Linked DNA regions of Homo sapiens: all the other regions are linked to region 1. Evidence: chromatin loops called from intact Hi-C (ENCODE). Cell type or tissue: PC-3. All regions are shown on one strand. Links, peaks and the distances in the headings refer to the core of each region. The heading gives the core; the rest is flanking DNA.

Region 1 (6,430 bases), core at 1,106-5,105:
ACTTGGATGGGAACCTACACCTGCTATGGGCTGCCTTATAGGAGGGAGATACAGAGCCTGGGAAAAGTCGGCCACTTCATAACCCCCGATAAGCAGAGCCTGCTCTTTGTCCTGGAGGAAGATGTCACCTGCTCCTTCAAGGTCGAACATGTAGTAGAGCCACAACCCTGAGAAATACTCTAGGGAAAGAGTGGTCAGCACCTGGCATTCTTACTTAGCACACCCATAAGATATGGAGGACAAGAGACTCATGGAGAAGAGTCTCTGCCACTACTGTTCAACTCTCCCAAGACATCATCTTGGGGGCTTTTTCAGTTCCCTCAACTTGTCCCCAGTCTTCCTAGTAGGTAACAGGTAAAGTTTGTGAAGACTCGGTGACAGCTGCAAATTCCTCTTGTGGCTGCATCTCCCAGAGGTCCTACAACTTTATGCTAGTCCACTGTCAGCCTCAGCAAGCCCTTTAAGACTTTCTCCACATGTGTCTTATCCATTTGTGTGTTTTCTGTGTCTGTTCAAGGTAAGATGTACACACATCCCATCTCACCTTAGAAACGCCTGCCTTTCCTTGTATTTCAGCCTGATTGTTTGCACTATATATTCGTCAGGGTTCCCCAGAGGGAAAGAACTAATAGGTTCTATGTCTATATGAAAGGGAGTTTATTAGGGAGAATTGGCTCACACCATCACAAGGTGACACCCCACCATAGGCCATCTGCAAGCTGGGAAAGACAGAAACTGGTAGTGGCTTATTCCAAGTCCAACAGCTTCAAAAGCAGAGAAACTGACAGTTCAGCCTTCAGTCTGTGGCCAAAGGCCCAAGAGCCCCCGGCAAACCACTGGTGTAAGTACAAGAGTCCAAAAACCAGCCAGGCACGGTGGCTTACACCTGTAATCCCAGCACTTTGGGAGGCCAAGGCAGGTGGATTGCTTGAGGTCAGAGCCCAGAGTTCAAGACCAGCCTGGCCAACATGATGAAACCCTGTCTCTATTAAAAATACAAAAATTAGTCTGGTGTAGTGGTGGGTGCCTGTAATCCCAGTTACTTGGGAGGCTGAGTCAGGAGAATTGCTTGAACCCAGAAGGCAGAGGTTGTAGTGAGCCAAGATCACACCACTGCACTCCAGCCTGGGCGATGGAGTGAGACCCTATCTCAAATAATAATAATAATAATAATAAATAATAAATAATAAATAAATAAGAGTCCAAAAGCCAAAGAACCTGGAGTCTCATGTCCAAGGGCAGGAGGAACAGAGTGAAGCATCCAACATGGGAGAGAGATGAAAGCCAGAAGACCCAGCAAGCCAGCTTCTCCCACCTTCTAACCATCTGCTTTGCTTTAGCCACACTGGTAGCCAATTAGATGGTGCCCATCCACACTGAGGGTGGGTCTTCCTCTCCCACCCCACCGACTCAATGTCAATCTCCTCTGGCAACACCCTCACAGACACACCCAGAAACAATACTTTATCAGCTGTCTAGGCGTCCCTCAATAGTTGACACCTAATATTACCCACCATACCCTAAAACTGGAGTTTTCTGACAGATTCAAGAAACTTTAGATTTAGTTTATGATGTGTCCTTGATTTTGCCGTGATTGTTGGAGCGATGATCTTCTTACAAGCTTTCTACATCCTAAGTTTAAGCTAGAAGGCTAAACTTTTTATTTTGTAAAGAAGGGCTTCAAGTTGATCTGTTTAAACACTAAGTTTAAATTGCTGGCTTTCAGTAAAATGTTCAAATGCGTTTTTTAAAGATAGACATATCCTTTAAAATAATTAGTCTGAGTGAAGTTGTAGTTTCTGTCCATAAATTTATTATATGTCAGGAATATTTATTAACATGGAGAAGGGGATAGAGACCAAGCTGATGGGTAGGTGACCTTAGATCTAGCACCGGAGGTGGAAGAACAACTTACAGAAAGAACTGAAAGTAATCTCCTTTAGTCTCCATAGGGCTACACAGTATGCAGTCTTTACCACACAGTAGGTGCTCGATCTAGCTTCAATGAATGAACGAGTTACTTAATTAATAGTCTAATGCCTGTACTGTTATGTGTGGAAGAAAAATCCAGCCAATACGATTTACAATGCTGTCTATAACCACTTCACTGAATCTGGGAACTAAGTGAATGCTCCAAAAATATTCCCAGTTATGTCTTTTTCCTAGTTCTAACCTGGTCATATTAGCATTTCAAATTCATCTCTGATGGGTGAAAATCTAATTCTTTTCTCCCATCTTTTTTTTTTTTTTTTGGTGGTGTTCCATTTTTTTAATGTACAGGAACTAAAAATTCTGTTCAATTCAGTGAAGGGTCCATTAACTTAATTAGGCTAAATGCATCTCTTTTCAGCTGGATTCAACTTCCAGCCTCAATTGTGCTTCTCTTTGTCCCACCCGGGTAAACATTTCTTCACAAAAGCTATATTTGCTCTCCTCCTCAGCATCTTTTCGGAGAATGCCCCTTTTCTGGAATCAATGCCCATCACCAAATATCTGTCTGGAAAGACTGCATTTAGATATTTATGTTTTCATGGCACCCTAAACATTGAACAAATAGAGATGATTGAAGCATTTGCATGGTTTGAACAAATACCATGACAAAGTTGTGGTTTCGGCACCTCCATATGAACGCTCATTATGCACAATTGACCCTCTCCAGGTGTTGGCAGGTGTAGTTAAAACAAAGCAAAGCCCTTGAGGGGGTCACTTGAAGATGCCAGATTTTTAAGGAAAATTTCACTTCTCAGCAACTCAAATCAACATCGCCACCTGCTGGCCATTGTCTGATATGGCATGCCCCATGAAGATGGCACTAAGAGGTTATGCAAATGTGCATTGAACATTAGCAAGGCAACTTTTTACAATGCATATTAACATGTCCCGCGCTTACATAAAGTATCATGCTCGATGCACGCATAAAAATAGTGATAGCCCATGCGAAAAGCATCATGGGTGACCACGGAACGCACATTTCTAGGAATACGTAGAGTTCTTGGACTTACCTGCATATTAGCATCACCTGAAACCTTTAAAATTTCACATTTCCGCAGGTGCATTTCAAAACACTTAAGTAAGTCTCTGATAGTGGGACTCAGAGGCATTTCTTTCTCCAAAGCTTCCAAGTGATTCTAAGGTGCAGCCAAGCTTAGAAACATAATTGAGCCTTTCTCTACTGCATGGCTTAGCTGAGAATGATGTTGACATTTGAGCTACAGATTACATGGCCGAATGTTGAGGTAGGTCTGTTGTAATTAAAGAGAGGTTTGGAAACCTCGCTGGGCTAAAAGCCAGGCAGCAACATTTCTAGCATTACTTCTGTGAATTATAGCTGCTTGATGTGGGGCCAATACACACTTTCATCAGATCCTATTTCCCTTTTTTTTTTTTGACGGAGTCTCGCTCTGTCGCCAGGCTGGAGTGCAGTGGCGCGATCTCGGCTCACTGCTACCTCCTCTGCCTCCTGGATTCCAGCGATTCTCCTGCCTCAGCCTCCCAAGTAGCTGGGACTGCAGGCACGTGCCACCACACCCAGCTAATTGTTGTATTTTCAGCAGAGACGGGGGTTTCACCATGTTGGCCAGAATGGTCTCGATCTCTTGATCTCGTGATCCTCCCGCCTCGGCCTCTCAAAGTGCTGGGATTACAGGCATGAGCCTCTGTACCCGGCTCTATTTCCCTTTCTTTAAGGGTGCACTGGGCTGTGGGCTTTCTAAGGGATTTAACAGTTCGGAGTTCTGCTTATCTCTCTGTTTGAAAATAATTATGGCATGAATCAGAGCAGAGATGAAACATTTCAGAGTTAGTTTAAGTTAGTAGTTGTATTTCAGAGCATCTATTTCGTTGGCAATAATGTTACATGAGGACATACAGAGCAGGTCATTGTCAGGCCTCTGAGCCCAAGCCAAGCCATCGCATCCCCTGTGACTTGCATGTATACGCCCAGATGGCCTGAAGTAACTGAAGAATCACAAAAGAAGTGAATATGCCCTGCCCCACCTTAACTGATGACATTCCACCATTGTGATTTGTTCCTGCCCCACCCTAACTGATCAATGTACTTTGTAATCTCCCCCACCCTTAAGAAGGTCCTTTGTAATTCTCCCCACCCTTGAGAATGTACTTTGTGAGATCCACCCCTGCCCACCAGAGAACAACCCCCTTTGACTGTAATTTTCCATTACCTTCCCAAATCCTATAAAACGGCCCCACCCCTATCTCCCTTTGCTGACTCTCTTTTCGGACTCAGCCCGCCTGCACCCAGGTGAAATAAACAGCCATGTTGCTCACACAAAGCCTGTTTGGTGGTCTCTTCACATGGACGCACATGAAATTTGGTGCCATGACTCGGATCGGGGGACCTCCCTTGGGAGATCAATCCTCCGTCCTCCTGCTCTTTGCTCCCTGAGAAAGATCCACCTACGACCTCAGGTCCTCAGACCGACGAGCCCAAGAAACATCTCACCAATTTCAAATCTGGTAAGCAGCCTCTTTTTACTCTCTTCTCCAACTTCCCTCACTATCCCTCAACCACTTTCTCCTTTCAATCTTGGCACTACACTTCAATCTCTCCCTTCTCTTAATTTCAATTCCTTTCATTTTCTGGTAGAGACAAAAGAGACACGTTTTATCCGTGGACCCAAAACTCCGGCGCTGGTCACAGACTGGGAAGGCAGCCTTCCCTTGGTGTTTAATCATTGCAGGGATGCCTCTCTGATTATACACCCACGTTTCAAGGGTGTCAGACCACGCAGGGACAACTGCCTTGGTCCTTCACCCTTAGCAGCAAGTCCCGCTTTTCTGGGGAAGGGGCAAGTACCCCAACCCCTTCTCTCCGTGTCTCTACCCCTTCTCTGCTTTTCCGGGGACAGGGCAAGTACCCCAACCCCTTCTCTCCGTGTCTCTACTCCTTCTCTGCTTTTCTGGGGACAGGGCAAGTACCCCAACCCCTTCTCTCCTTGTCTCTACCCCTTCTCTGCTTTTCTGGGGCAGGGGCAAGTACCCCTCAACCCCTTCTCCTTCACCCTTAGCGGTAAGTCCCGCTTTTCTAGGGGGCAGGGGCAAGTACCCCCCAACCCCTTCTCCTTCACCCTTAGTGGCAAGTCCTGCTTTCCTGGGGCAGGGGCAAGTACCCCTTAACCCCTTCTCCTTCACCCTTAGCAGCAAGTCCCACTTTTCTAGGGGGCAAGAAACCCCAAACCCCTTCCCTCCGTGTCTTTACGCTCTCTTTTCTCTGGGTTTGCTTCCTTCACTATGGGCAACCTTCCATCCTCCATTCCTCCTTCTCCCTTAGCCTGTGTGCTCAAGAACTTAAAACCTCTTCAACTCACACCTGACCTAAAACCTAAATGCCTCATTTTCTTCTGCAACACCGCTTGGCCCCAATACAAACTTGACAATGGCTCTAAATGGCCAGAAAATGGCACTTTCGATTTCTCCATCCTACAAGACCTAAATAATTTTTGTCAAAAAATGGGCAAATGGTCTGAGGTGCCTGATGTCCAGGCATTCTTTTACACATCCGTCCCTTCCTAGTCTCTGTGCCCAGTGCAACTCGTCCCAAATCTTCCTTCTTTCCCTCCCACCTGTCCCCTCAGTCCCAACCCCAGGCGTTGCTGAGTGTGTCTAATCTTCCTTTTCTACAAACCCATCTGACCTCTCCCCTCCTCTCCACGCCAAGCTAGGTCCCAATTCTTCCTCAGGCTCCACTCCTCCACCCTGTAATCTTTTTATCACCTCCCCTCCTCACACCTGGTCCGGCTTACAGTTTCGTTCCGTGACTAGCCCTCCCCCACCTGCCCAGCAATTTACTCTTAAAAAGGTGGCTGGAGCTAAAGACATAGTCAAGGTTAATGCTCCTTTTTCTTTATCCCAAATCAGAAGCGTTTAGGCTCTTTTTCATCAAATATAAAAACCCAGCCCAGTTCATGGCTCGTTCGGCAGCAACCCTGAGACGCTTTACAGCCCTAGACCCTAAAAGGTCAAAAGGCCGTCTTATTCTCAATATACATTTTATTACCCAATCTGCTCCCGATATTAAATAAAACTCCAAAAATTAAATTCCGGCCCTCAAACTCCACAACAGGATTTAATTAACCTCGCCTTCAAGGTGTACAATAATAAAAAAAAAAAAGTTGCAATTCCTTGCCTCCACTGTGAGACAAACCCCAGCCACATCTCCAGCAAACAAGAACTTCCAAACACCTGAACCGCAGCAGCCAGGCGTTCCTCCAGAACCTCCTCCCACAGGAGCTTGCTACAAGTGCCAGAAATCTGGCCACCAAGCCAAGAAATGCCTGCAGCCCAGGATTCCTCCTAAGCCGTGTCCCATCTGTGCGGGACCCCATTGGAAATCAGACTGTTCAACTCACCTGGCAGCGACTCCCAGAGACCCTGGAACTCTGGCCCAAGGCTCTCTGACTGACTCCTTCCC
Region 2 (6,430 bases), core at 1,533-5,532, 570 kb before region 1:
GCTGTTCTCCTTGGTTTATAGACGCCGTCTTCTCCCCGTGTCCTCACATGGTTGTCTTTCTGTGTGTCTGTGTCCTAATTTCTTCTTATAAGTCCTATTGGACCAGGGCCCACCCTAATGGCCTCATTATACTTTAATTGTCACTTTAAGGGCCCTATCTCCAAATACAGTCCCTTTCTGAGGTACTGGGGGTTAGGACTTTAATATGTGTATTTTGTGTAGACACTGCTCACATGCAAATGAAAGCAAACTAATGCCAAACAATTGGTGAAATGCCAACATTTTTATCAAACACCATGGGTTAGATATACCACTGGTGAAAACGTACTATGTATATATAGAGACAGAGAGTTTAGGCTGCACAGTCTGTGGGACTTTGTTATGGCAGCCCTAGCAAACTCATATATAGCTAGGTTCTAAGTTCCATTACTATTTTATTTCCAAAGTTTGGCCAGTATTGATCTCCAGTGGCCACCATTGATGGTGGTCTGTGAAATCAGTTTCTTTGAAAGATCTGCATGAAGATGCATACTGAAAACATATACACACACACACACACACACACACACACACACATACACACACCATGGAACACTATGCAGCCATAAAAAAGAATGAGATCATATCCTTTGCAGAAACATGGATGGAGCGGAAGGCCATTATCCTTAGCAAACTAACACAGGAACAGAAAACCAAATGCTGCCTGTTGTCACTTTTAAGTGGGAGCTGAATGATGAGAACACATGGACACATGGGGGTGAACAACACACACTGGGGCCATCGGAGGGTGGAAGGTTGAGGAGGGAGAGGCTCAGGATATTAATGGGTACTAGGGTGATACCTGGCTGATGAAATAATCTGTACAACAAACCCCATGACACACTTTTACCTGTGTAACAAACCTCCACATGTACCCGTGAACCTAAAAGTTAAAAAAAAGAAAGAAAACGTACAATATAAATTTTATTTTTAAGTTTTTTCCTATTTTAGTAACTTTTAGTAAATAAAGCTCAACAGCAGACTTCACTTATTTTTATGATGTTGGTAGTAATATTTTCTCCTTCATCCTGTTTGCCTGTTTCCATATCTTTCCCCAGATCATACCCACTTTTAGCATTATTACCAAAATAATATAATTGAACACAAATCTTTTCTAACAAGTAGAGAAGGCCCATCCAGGCCCATCCTCCCATCTTTCCATCCTTCTCTATCTGCTCCCAGACTCCCCATTTCAAACTTCTATTGTTCATTGTCAAATGCTTTAATAAACTTTCCATGTGCTAGTTTTCAATTTACTTTCAATTCTGTAACCAACCCATTCCAAATTCCACAATAGAGAAAGAAATATCTGGGTACTTTCTATTTCCCAATTTAACCTCTATGCCAGCAAGATTAGGACAGGTCCAGAGGTGGGCTTTTCAGTGGGAATGACCTTCTAAACACCAATGAGTGAGTTACAAATGGAGACTTTCCTGTAAAAACTTTTAAAACATTGCTGTATTACCACTGGCAAATTAATCTCAATATCATGTAATATTTAACATATTTTTCACGAAACAGGATTTGGGAAATAGGAAATACCTGCATTCTCATTAACAATATAGTACTTTTTGTTTAACTTTGAAGTTCAGGGGTGCATGTGCAGGTTTGTTACACAGGTAAACTTGTGTTATGGGGGTTTTTTATACAGATTATTTCATCACCCAGGTATTAAGCTTAGTACACATTAGTTGTTTTTCCTAATCCTCTCCCTCCTCCCACCCTCCACCCTCCAATAGGCCCCAATGTCTGTTGTTCCACTCTATGTGTCCATGTGTTCTCATTATGTAGCTCCCACTTATAAGTGAGAACATGCAGAATTTGGTTTTCTGTTCCTGTGTTACTTTGCTAAGGATAATGGTTTACAGGCTCCATTCATGTTCCTACAAAGGATATGATCTCCTTCTTTTTTATGGCTGCATAAGGATAATGGCCTCCAGGTCCAGGCACACTCCTGCGAAGAACATGATCTTGTTCTTTTGTATGGCTGCATAGTATTCATATTGGGTTTGATATCAGAAATACATGCCTTGCACATACTTTTTGTTTATTTAATTACCACAGAAAACTCAATGACATAGATTCTGATTACATCTATTGTAGTATCCTGCAACTTACGCTGTTTTAAAAAATTGTTCATCATTCCCACGTTTTACTTTAAAACTTTGCAGAGAAGGCTCAGCACGGTGGCTCATGCCTGTAATCTCAGCACTTTGGGCGGCCCAGGTGGGTGTATCACCAGGGGTCAGGAGCTGGAGACTAGCCTGGCCAACATGGTGAAACCTTGTCTCTACTAAAAAACACAAAAAACTTAGCCAGGTGTAGTGGTGTGTGCCTATAATCCCAGCTACTCAGGAGGCTGAGGCAGGAGAATCACTTGAACCCAGGAAGTAGAGGCTACAGTGAGCTGAGATCGTGCCATTGCACTCCAGCCTGGGCCACAGAGCAAGACCGTCTCAAAACAAACAAACAAGCGAACAACAGCAACAACAAAACTTTAAAGAGAGAATGAAAAGTAACCACCGTTGATAATTTTCCTCCTCACCATTAGGCATGATTATTGCAATTGTCTCTTCATCTAGGATATAGAAGTCAAAAACATACAAATCACCAAATTATTAGTAAAATTGCAGGAATTACAGACATCTGTTCTTTGCACATCCCAGGCAGAGAAACTGCATCTCTACGGTTTCCAACTCATTTATCTAGAGTTGTTATGATAAATTTTCCCAAATGATCCCAAATTGCTGGTCCACAAATTCCTTTAATAATACATTTAAACCTCAAATGTAAATGCAATGTATTTGTATGTAATAGTTTGAGTAATCGAGGTCCACCACAAAAGATACCAGTGCCTATTTTAAAAACATTTTAATAACGTACTTAACAAAAGAAAATGAATGCTTTAGCAAAAAAAAAAAAGAAAGAAGAAAAAAGAAAAAAAAAGATAAACAAAGAAAAACCAGGTTCAAATCGCTGTGTTTGGACAGCATCCCATTTTTGCATGTTTCGGGAGCAGTGTACAGCTTTTTTGCACCCTCAATTTGTCCAATGTATTTAATGGCTCTGCCAATCTAGGAAGCAGAGAATCACCCAGAGCAGGAACGTCCTTGACTTGGTCATTTAATTATAGACAATTATAGACCATTTTTGCTGCTTCACAGGTTTGAGTAAGCAGCGTGCAATGATGTGATAGTGATTATTAAATGCTTAAATAACACGCTTATAATTCTGATTTGGGGGATGATTTTTCTGTCTTATATAGTGTATATTGACCCTGCCTGTAGATGGCAATGTTGTTCAAAAGACAACAACATCACCTTCTATCTATTGCAGATTCGCTGTGCATTATACACAGGTGAAGTGATGTTGTGTCTCAGATGTAATATTAAATACATATATTACCTTAATATACTTGGGGAGTTAGCTTGCGGGAAACGGAAACAGATGGAAAAGATGGAATAAAACTGGCAAAATCCTGATAATTGTTGGGACTTGGTAAAATAAACTTAATAGACAGAAAAATGCTAGATATTTCCTTTCTCCCACCCTCCAATCTCAAGTAGGCCCCAGAGTTTCCCTATAAAACAAACATGCACATAGACCCCTGAACCTAAAATGAAAGTTAAAAGAAAAATAAATAAGTAAAATAAAATGTGCACCTCTTTTCCTTAAAAAATAAAATAAAACAAAAATGCTAGATAGATAGATGATGGATAGACATTTTGTGTGGTTGAAGTGGGCAGAGATAAAACGTGTGGATCCAATTCCCTGTGACTTAATAGATGTTTTTGTTTATTTTATTTTGTTGATGTCGAAATCAATATGTTGCAAAAGAAACGTGTTTTCCCACTGTTCACCGATTTAGTGTCTGCTTTTGAATTTGTATAAAAACAAGCGATGGTTGCTAAGCTGAGGAAACTCTAGAACATGTTCTATGTTAAAGTTCACTAGAAAATAGTGATAAATAACTTGGCTTTAGCTATGAAGATGGTGGTTTTATTTAAAATTTTAAGTCAGTAAATCACTGAGCTACAACACAGTGCGTGGCACAGAACTGCAGAAGGGCCCAGCACATATTTCTTGGACACCTGGATTAGGGAAATACTTTGGAAGTGGTTTGTGAAATGCACCAAGTATGATGTCATGAGCACACGGGCTCGGAGAGTGGAGATAAGGGATTTGAGTGGTGTGCTCATGCACCGCTATGCACCACAGTTCTGCAACATCTACAGATGAGTCCATCCTAGTGAGTAGAAGTGGGTCAAGCATCTGAGAACCTCAAATTGCTCTTTCTGTGTGTGCTTTTAAAGTGCACAACAGCATGGGACAGACTGTCTGTCAAAAATTGCTGAACATGAATATCCTTTGCTTCTTGTATATGAAAATGAAAAAGCAAAATTTTGTAGCACTGCATGGATGATATGGATGTGTGTGTGCATGTGCACAAATTATATGTATGTGTGTGAGTGTGTATGTGCATACACAAGCTTATGTGTCTCTGTGACATCCCTGCAAATCAAGTCAAAAAGATCATATTATAATCCTGTCATTCTACAAATTATTTATAATGTGTGAATTTTTCTTTGTTATGCTCTGAATTCTGCCTATCCCCTCAAAATTTGTATGTCCAAGCTTTAACCCCTAGGACCTCAGAATGTGACTATTTTTAAAGACAGGGTTTTTTGTTTTTTGATTTTTTGAGACAGAGTTTCACTCTTGTTGCCCAGGCTGGAGTGCAATGGCGCAATCTCGGCTCACAGCAACAACCTCCTGGATTCAAGCGATTCTCCTGCCTCAGCCTCCCAAGTAACTGGGATTACAGGCACTCACCACCATGCCCAGCTAATTTTGTATTTTTAGTAGAGACGGGGTTTCTCCATGTTGGTCACGCTGAAGACAGGGTCTTTAAAGAGGTGATTAAGGTACAGGGAGATCACTAAGGTGAGCTCTGATCCAGTAGCACTGGTGTCCTTGTAAGAAGAGGAGATGAGGTTACAGACACACACAGAGGTACAAACAGGTGAGGACTCAGGGAGAAGACGGCATCTACAAGCCCAGGAGAGAGGCCTCAGGAGTAACCAGCCCTGCCCACACCTTGATCTCAGTCTTCCAGCCTCCAGGGCTGTGAGAGAATCAATGTCTGTTGTTTATAAGCCACCCAGTCTATGTGTTCTATTATAGCAGCCTGAAATGGACCTAAGACACCTCATAAGAAGAGGAGATGAGGACACAGACCCACACAGAGGGACGACCCTGTGAAGACACGGGGAGAAGACAGTGTCTACAAGATAATGAGACAGGCCTCAGGAGGAACCAGCCCTGCCCACACCTTGATCTCGGACTTTCAGCCTCCAGAACTCCAGGAGGATAAATGTCTGTTGTTTAAGCTGCTTAGTCGGTCGTCCTTTGTTACAGTAGCCCTAAGAGTAATACAAGGTCCAAATAATCCCAATGTATTATTTAGAGGAGATACTGTAAATACATTATTTAAACAATTCTCGATATCCATTCATTCCTTAAAAATTTTGTAGCAATCTAGTGTTTCTTCTTTAATTAGGAAATAAATAAGAGAAAAACAAAACTCTTGCTCAAATAATGGAAATGAACATATAAGATTATTACGCTAATATTAAAAGGCATCTGCAATTGTATTGAATTTCACTTTTTATATTTTGTCTTTTGCATTTAGAATGTATCAGTAGTATAGTTAAGAATATTAAATTCTAAAGTATAATCCTTACGTGAAAGGAAGGTAGTTATTATTTGAATTTAATAAATGTGTTTTTATAATCAGGTATGTTCTACATTAATCACAATGTAGGTGAATGCAAAAAGATGGTATTGTGATGAAAATATTTATGGTGTTAAAATTTTATCTTTCCTTAGAAATGATATTTTCTCTTCATCTCGAAATATCCACAGACTAGAATCCTGATCTATTGTGCTCAAGTGATAAGACAGACAAAAAGAAGAATGTGACATTAAATGGCCTGCTGTCAGAAATATGCAGAAATTACTTTTCGTAACGATGTCCAAAATAATACACATCTCTTAAAAGAGGAACGATAAAATATTAAAAATATTTTTAAGAAAGCTGACATGTCAGATTAAACGATGATGTTTTAAGATGCATTGTAGCTGTGAGATGGACCAGTCACAAAAATAAGTGGAATAAATAAAAGCCTAAGTCACTTATATTAGAAAAATTACAAAGAAATATTTCTTTGTTTTAAGCAACAAAATTTTAAAATGTGGAACCTAGATGATAATGCATGAACAACTGGGAAAATGTGATCTCACTAAGATTGTTTATTGCTAAGGATAATTATACATTTTATTGTGCTAGATATACGTATACCCTAAATTTGCTCTTTTAACCATTTTAAGT
Region 3 (6,430 bases), core at 1,533-5,532, 280 kb after region 1:
ATTCTAAGATATATTTTATAAACTTATAGACATGTCATTGTTTCTCATATTCTTCTCTCCATATGGAGAATTCCACAATTATATGAAATTACAGAAATTTATCTTTTCTATAAGTTATATATTCAAATAATTTAGTCTTTTATTAAAGATCATGTTAAATTCCTATATATACATATATATAACATATATACATATATTATATATATATACATAAATGAGTCTTTATTTTGTCTTAATCTACAGTTTCACCACATAATCTCTACATGTGAATTTACCTATTTGAAAACTGCTGAATACTTTTAAAAATTGACATATAATAATTGTACATGTTTCTGGGGCACACAGTGATGTTTTGATACATACAACGTCTAGTGATTAGTCTAGGATAATTAGCAAATCCATCATCTCAAAATTTATTGATTATTCTTTGTGTTGAAAACATCCTTGTAACTATTTGGAACTACATAATATATGATTGTTAACTATAGTCACCCTGCTGTGGTATAGAACACTAGAACTTATTCCTCCTATCTGGATGTAGTTTTGTATTCTTCAACAAATCTCTCCCAATTCCCTTCGTCCCCCTACCCTCCTGGCCTCACTATCATCTCTTCTACTTTCCACTTCTATGAGAGCAACTTTTTTTAGCTTCCACATATGAGTGCGAACATGCAGCGTTTAAACTTTGTTCCTGACTCATTTCACTTTTAATCTGAATTTTGGACCTTTCTTCAATTCTAGAAGATTATTAGTAATTATATTTCTAAACATTGCCTTGTCACATTCATTTCATCATTTTGGAAATTTCAAATATTTATATAGATCATGGAAACTCAATTTCCTCACCATTTCTTGAATTCACTGTTTCATATTTTAACTTCTGTGTCTTTTTTGTGGTATCCCTTGAGTCTCTTTCTTAGGAATATCTTCTAATTCACTAGTTTTTGCTTCAGTTATATCTGATGTAGAATTTGTTTTGAATATATATATGGTTTTATATAAATGACTGCATTTTTACTTCACAAGAATTTCCATAACCATCAGTTCTGCTTAATTTAATCAAGTTTTGATTTCATATATATCTTTTTAGTGGATAACATTTCTCTATTATTATTATTATTATTATTATTATTTTGTTTTTATTTTTTTGAGATGGAGTCTCGCTGTGTCACCCAGGCTGGAGTGCAGTGGTGTAATCTCGGCTCACTGCAACCTCCACCTCCCAGGTTCAAGCAATTCTCATGCCTCAACCTCCCGAGTACCTGGGATTGCAGGCATCTGCCACCACACCCAACTAATTTTTGTACTTTTAGTAGAGACGGGGTTTCACCGTGTTGGCCAGGCTGGCCTCGAACTCCTGACCTCAGGTGATCTGCTCCCCTCCACCTCCCAAAGTGCTGGTCTTTATTATTTTGACTATTATAAATATACTTAAGGACTTCTTCAATATTTTTAATAAGAAGATCTCTTTGCCTTGAGTTATTTTAGGTCTCAACACTGATTTTTGATGCTGTCATTCCTAGAATTATATTTATTTATAGACTTTGCATTTCTTATTCACTGTTTTGTGTTGATGGGGAGTATTAAAACAGCTAAATGAGAGGTTATTAAACTGAAATGGTTCTGATGCACTAGGTTCTATGGAAGCAAACCAAAAGCTTTCATCCTTCATTTGGAAATTTTCTAGGTCAGACGTGGATTTAGACATTTCTTTTCATAATTTGTCAGATGTAGATTTATATATTTGTTGTAATTGTTCATTTCCTCTAAGTGGCTAATTTATAGGAAAACAAAACTTTAGCTCAGCCAGTCATAAATGGCCAGCTGAGCACTGGTTATATTGTCTCAAACTTTCTACAGAGATAGTCCAAATAAGGTCAATGCTTCAGCTTTAACCAATCACATTTTTTTTAATGCTCCGCTCCTGCCTTCATCCTATAAAAGCCTCTTTCATGTTCCTTCAGCTGAGCCCCAAACCACTTCCCATGTGAAGTTGCCAGACTAGTTGAGGAGAGGAAGAAGGGTAAGAATTTCTTAGATAGGTAAATTGAGTGTCACAGGGGCTTGATGTACAGATTATTTCATGACCCAGGTAATAAGTATAGTACTCAATAGGCATTTTTTTATTCTTACCCTTCTTCCTCCCTCCACCCTCAACTAGTCCCCAGCATCTGTTGTTCCCCTCTTTTTTTCCATATGTACTCAATGTTTAGCTCCCACTTATAAGTGAGAACATGGACAGCTCAATTTGTATTCCCCATCTCCATGCTTGCCTAATGTGGTTGCCCCTGCCCACCCACTCCAGGTCGAAAACCAGGTCTTTTTTTGTAATTTTATTTCAGTTTCAGGGGTCTAAGAAACCTGCACATGGAGACGCACCCTGGCCTCCAGCTCCATCCATGGTGCTGCAAAGGACAGGATAGCAAAGACATGGAATCAACCTAGATGCCCATCAAAGGCGGATTGGATAAAGAAAATGTGGTGCACATACACCATGGAATACTACACAGCCATAAAAAAGAGCAAAAACCACGTCTTGTAATGACATCGCAGTTGCAGTGTCTCACTTTCAGCCTTCCACACAGCACACTTTTCTTTGAGTCCTCATTGTGAAGCTGGTTTTTGATTTTCCTCTCTCTGTAGCATCACGTCATGCTTAAAATCGTAGCACCTGTGCAGCTCAAAAAAGATGTGTTTGCCTCCTTTTTCAAAATTATTTTTGAGGTGAAACTCACTGTCATAAAATTAAATATTTTAAAGTGTATAGTTCAGTGACATTTAGAACATTTACAATGTTGCACAATCACCTCTGTCTAGTTCCAAAATATTTTTATCACCCCAAAAGAAAACCCTGAGCCCATTAAGTAGCCACTTCCCAATAACCTCTCCCTCAGCCCCTGTATACTATATTATAATAATATGATATAATATAAATTTGACTATATTGTTTAATGCTGATATTTTGACAGGCAATTATCCAGGCAACCACCAAACCTCTTCCTGACTGTATGAATTTACCTATTCTGGAGAGTTTTTATAAAAGGAATCATGTAATATCTGACCTTTTCTGTCTGGCTTCTTTCACTTAGAATGAAACAATGTTTTCATGCTATTTTCAAATCAAACTCTATTTTGATTTTTTGCCCCCTTTCTCAGGGTTGTGAGAACCGTTTTCATCACAGATATTGGTTTTACACTGCATCCTGGCTTTTTTCCCTATTTGTCCTGAAAGACATTTAGAACTTAGCCACGACATCAACAGACCTCCAGCACCCTCTACCTGTCTTCTGATCCAAAGTCAAGAAAGCCCAGGGCATCCAACCAACTCTCTAAAATGCCTTTCTTCCTTTCTTTCTTTCTTTTTGGAGTGTATTTTTTCTGGAATGGAATCTTCTGCATTTTATTAGTCTTGCTTTGTGTCTTGTGTGGTGGTGGGGAGTAAGTCAGTGCTTATACTGCTGTGCCATCTTGTCCGGAATGCTCTCTTGTATATCATTATTAGCATTAAAAGCAGCCAGAGGGCTGGGCGCAGTGGCTTATGCTTGCAATCCCAGCACTTTGGGAAGCAGAGGCTAGAGAATTGCTTGAAGCCAGAAGTTCGAGACCAGCCTGGACTACAAAGTGAGCTCCCATCTCTACAAAAAAAAATATATATATATCTATATATATAAAAAATTAACTGGGCATGGTTGTGTGCATCTATAGTCCCAGCTACTTGGGAGGCTGAAGTGGGAGGATTGCTTGAGCCTGGAAGTTTGAGGGTACAGTGAGCTATCATGACACTGCACTCTAGCCTGAGCAACAGAGCAAGACCCTGACTCAAAAAAAAAAAAGTAGCAGGATGTCTCCTAATAGAACAGCTAAAATACACTGTGCATCTGTAAAAGCCAAAAGTATAGATGTCCGTTCATCTCTGCATTTCTTGTATATAGTGCAGATCTAGTACATGCAAACATCAACAAGAACTGCTCACAAACAAACGCGTTTCAAGCAAACAATTCAAAAAATCTCCTAGAGACATAAAGAATTGCAGAGGACATTATTTCATATTACAAAATTCTATGCTCTTCTGCACTCAAAATCCTTTTATCCTTCTTTGCTTTTTCTCTTTTGTGCATTTATCACTTTCTAGCATATGGCAGTCAATCATTTAATATATCTACTTTTATTGTTTCTTATGAAATCCAGAAGTTAATGTTGAGTGATGAGATTTTTGTCTTCTTACTTTATTCTTTTATCTTTAGTGCCTGTATAATTGCCTGTCAAAATATCAGCATTTAACAATATAGCCAAATTTATACTATATTATACTATATTATTATAATATACTATATATTATGCTATATTATTATAATATACTATATATTATACTATATTATTATAATATACTATATATTATACTATATTATTATAATATACTATATATTATACTATATTATTATAATATACTATATATTATACTATATTATTATAATATACTATATATTATACTATATTATTATAATATACTATATATTATACTATATTATTATAATATACTATATATTATACTATATTATTATAATATACTATATATTATACTATATTATTATAAGCCTATATATTATACTATATTATTATAATATAGTATACATAGCATATACTAAATAATAATATATTATTTATAAATTTATATATTATATATACTATTATGTTATATATTATATATAATATATAATATATTATATATCATATATGCTATTATATTATATATACTATATACTATATAATATATAATATATATATAATATAATGTATATCTATCTCTAGCCTCTGCCTCCCAAAGTGCTGGGATTACAAAGGTGATCATATTATTGCTAAATATTATGTAGTATATGCTATGTACACTGTATGGCATATATAGCATAATATATAATATATAATATATATTACAATATAGTATATAGTTTTTGTAAAGACAGGGTTTTGCCATAGTATAGTATATATAGTATAGTATATATAGCATATACTATAATAATATGGTAGAGTATATGCTATATATACTATATATTATGCTACATTATACTATATATTATTATATTATTTATATATATTATATAATAATAATATATAATTATATAATATTATATAAAATATGTACTATATACTGTATTATAATAATATAGTATGTTGTATGTATTATACTAATGATAGTATATAGTATGTATTATACTAATGATGTGCGATGAGATTTTTGTCTTTCTAGTTTATTCTTTTACCTTTAGTACCTAGATAATTGCCTGCCAAGATATCAGCTTTTAACAATATAGTTGAATTTACATTATATTATATTATACTATATTATTATATATGGTATTATGTTATACTATTTTGCAGTATTACATTTGACTATAATATACTTATATTATTACAATCTCTTATATTTTACTCAAACCTACCTGCCCTCATCACTCTGCCCTCATCACCTACATTTAAGGATTCAGATACATATCTGCATTTCCCACTTTTGTCCATCTTCCTTCTCATAAAGTTTTCAAGAACCTCTTAGTTTTTAACTTACAAAGTCATTTGTGACACATTTATTGCTTAATTTTATTATAATGTTTTCAAATAAAAGACTAATTAAGTTTCCGGCTGTGTACCAGAAAGTAAAACTCAAAGTCTCTTAAGTGGTTATCGAAGACAAGTGATGCTGATTATAGTTAACTTCCCCCATAACCTCCTGACGTGGCCAGGCCGTAACAACTAGGTAAGAGCCACAGTTCACAAGTGACCTGTCAGCCTTGCTGATCAGAGAAGCTAAATAAGAAGAAAGTGTGTCTGACCTTCCTCCAGTCTTGAGTCAAGCAGGTCACTGGGTTCAGATTTTAAGTCATTATTCCTGTCCATAAAATGTTTTCCTTCCACCTGCGATATGACGACTGGGCTTCCACCATGAAAAGTAGGAGCTCGGGAAGTCCGATAAATTCAATAAAATGAACAGAGTGGCCTTATGCTCAAATGCCTGCAGCCTCAGTTTATAAACAGCACGTAGTAAGAAGTCTCCCAGCCAGTTTAGTCTTCTTCATGTTGGGGATTTTCATAAATCAGAATGGCAAGAAGAGATGTGGCTTCTCAGATGGACAAGTGAAAACTCTTACTTCTCATCATAGGCCAAAGCGCAGAAATTTGAATTGTGAGACCACGGGGGCAGGAAGTAATTCATCAACGAATGTTTCAGTGTAGAGAAAATGAATCAATTTGGGGAAAAGGGATGCCTGCCTAAAAAAAAAAAAAAAGCGTGCTCAAAGAAGAGAAAATTAATATCCCAATATTATGACAATGAAGCAAGTATTATTTGTGGTTGGAATAGTTACGTCCAAGACCATTCTTCCCAGAGCTAACTGTTGGCCCTTGGTTAATCACAGCTATTTGCTCTCCTTATCATGGT

What was found. Hi-C counts contacts between places; a loop is a spot of excess contacts. Peaks named below come from ENCODE experiments on the same cell type or tissue, not always from the same donor. Only the 100,000 strongest peaks of a DNase experiment are listed, where the experiment ranks them.
Region 2: it touches region 1 in a loop (14-fold over the local background); 51 of 110 quality-filtered maps call a loop at or near these places.
Region 3: it touches region 1 in a loop (13-fold over the local background); 4 of 110 quality-filtered maps call a loop at or near these places.

The regions. Positions count from the first base shown.
Region 1 is chrX:4,543,771-4,550,200 of GRCh38, reverse strand. No RefSeq gene overlaps it. Among named protein-coding and RNA genes, the nearest start is that of FAM239C, 610 kb to the right of the region's middle. RefSeq lists an enhancer at 3,259-4,458. In PC-3, for the core only: a CTCF peak has its summit at 2,780 (motif pointing left); DNase peaks (open chromatin) are centred at 2,770 and 3,825; H3K4me3 peaks cover 1,218 bases; H3K27ac peaks cover 1,454 bases.
Region 2 is chrX:5,110,230-5,116,659 of GRCh38, reverse strand. No RefSeq gene overlaps it. Among named protein-coding and RNA genes, the nearest start is that of LINC03070, 610 kb to the left of the region's middle. In PC-3, for the core only: a CTCF peak has its summit at 3,318 (motif pointing right); no DNase peak of the experiment used is centred there.
Region 3 is chrX:4,265,717-4,272,146 of GRCh38, reverse strand. No RefSeq gene overlaps it. Among named protein-coding and RNA genes, the nearest start is that of FAM239C, 330 kb to the right of the region's middle. In PC-3, for the core only: a CTCF peak has its summit at 3,280; no DNase peak of the experiment used is centred there.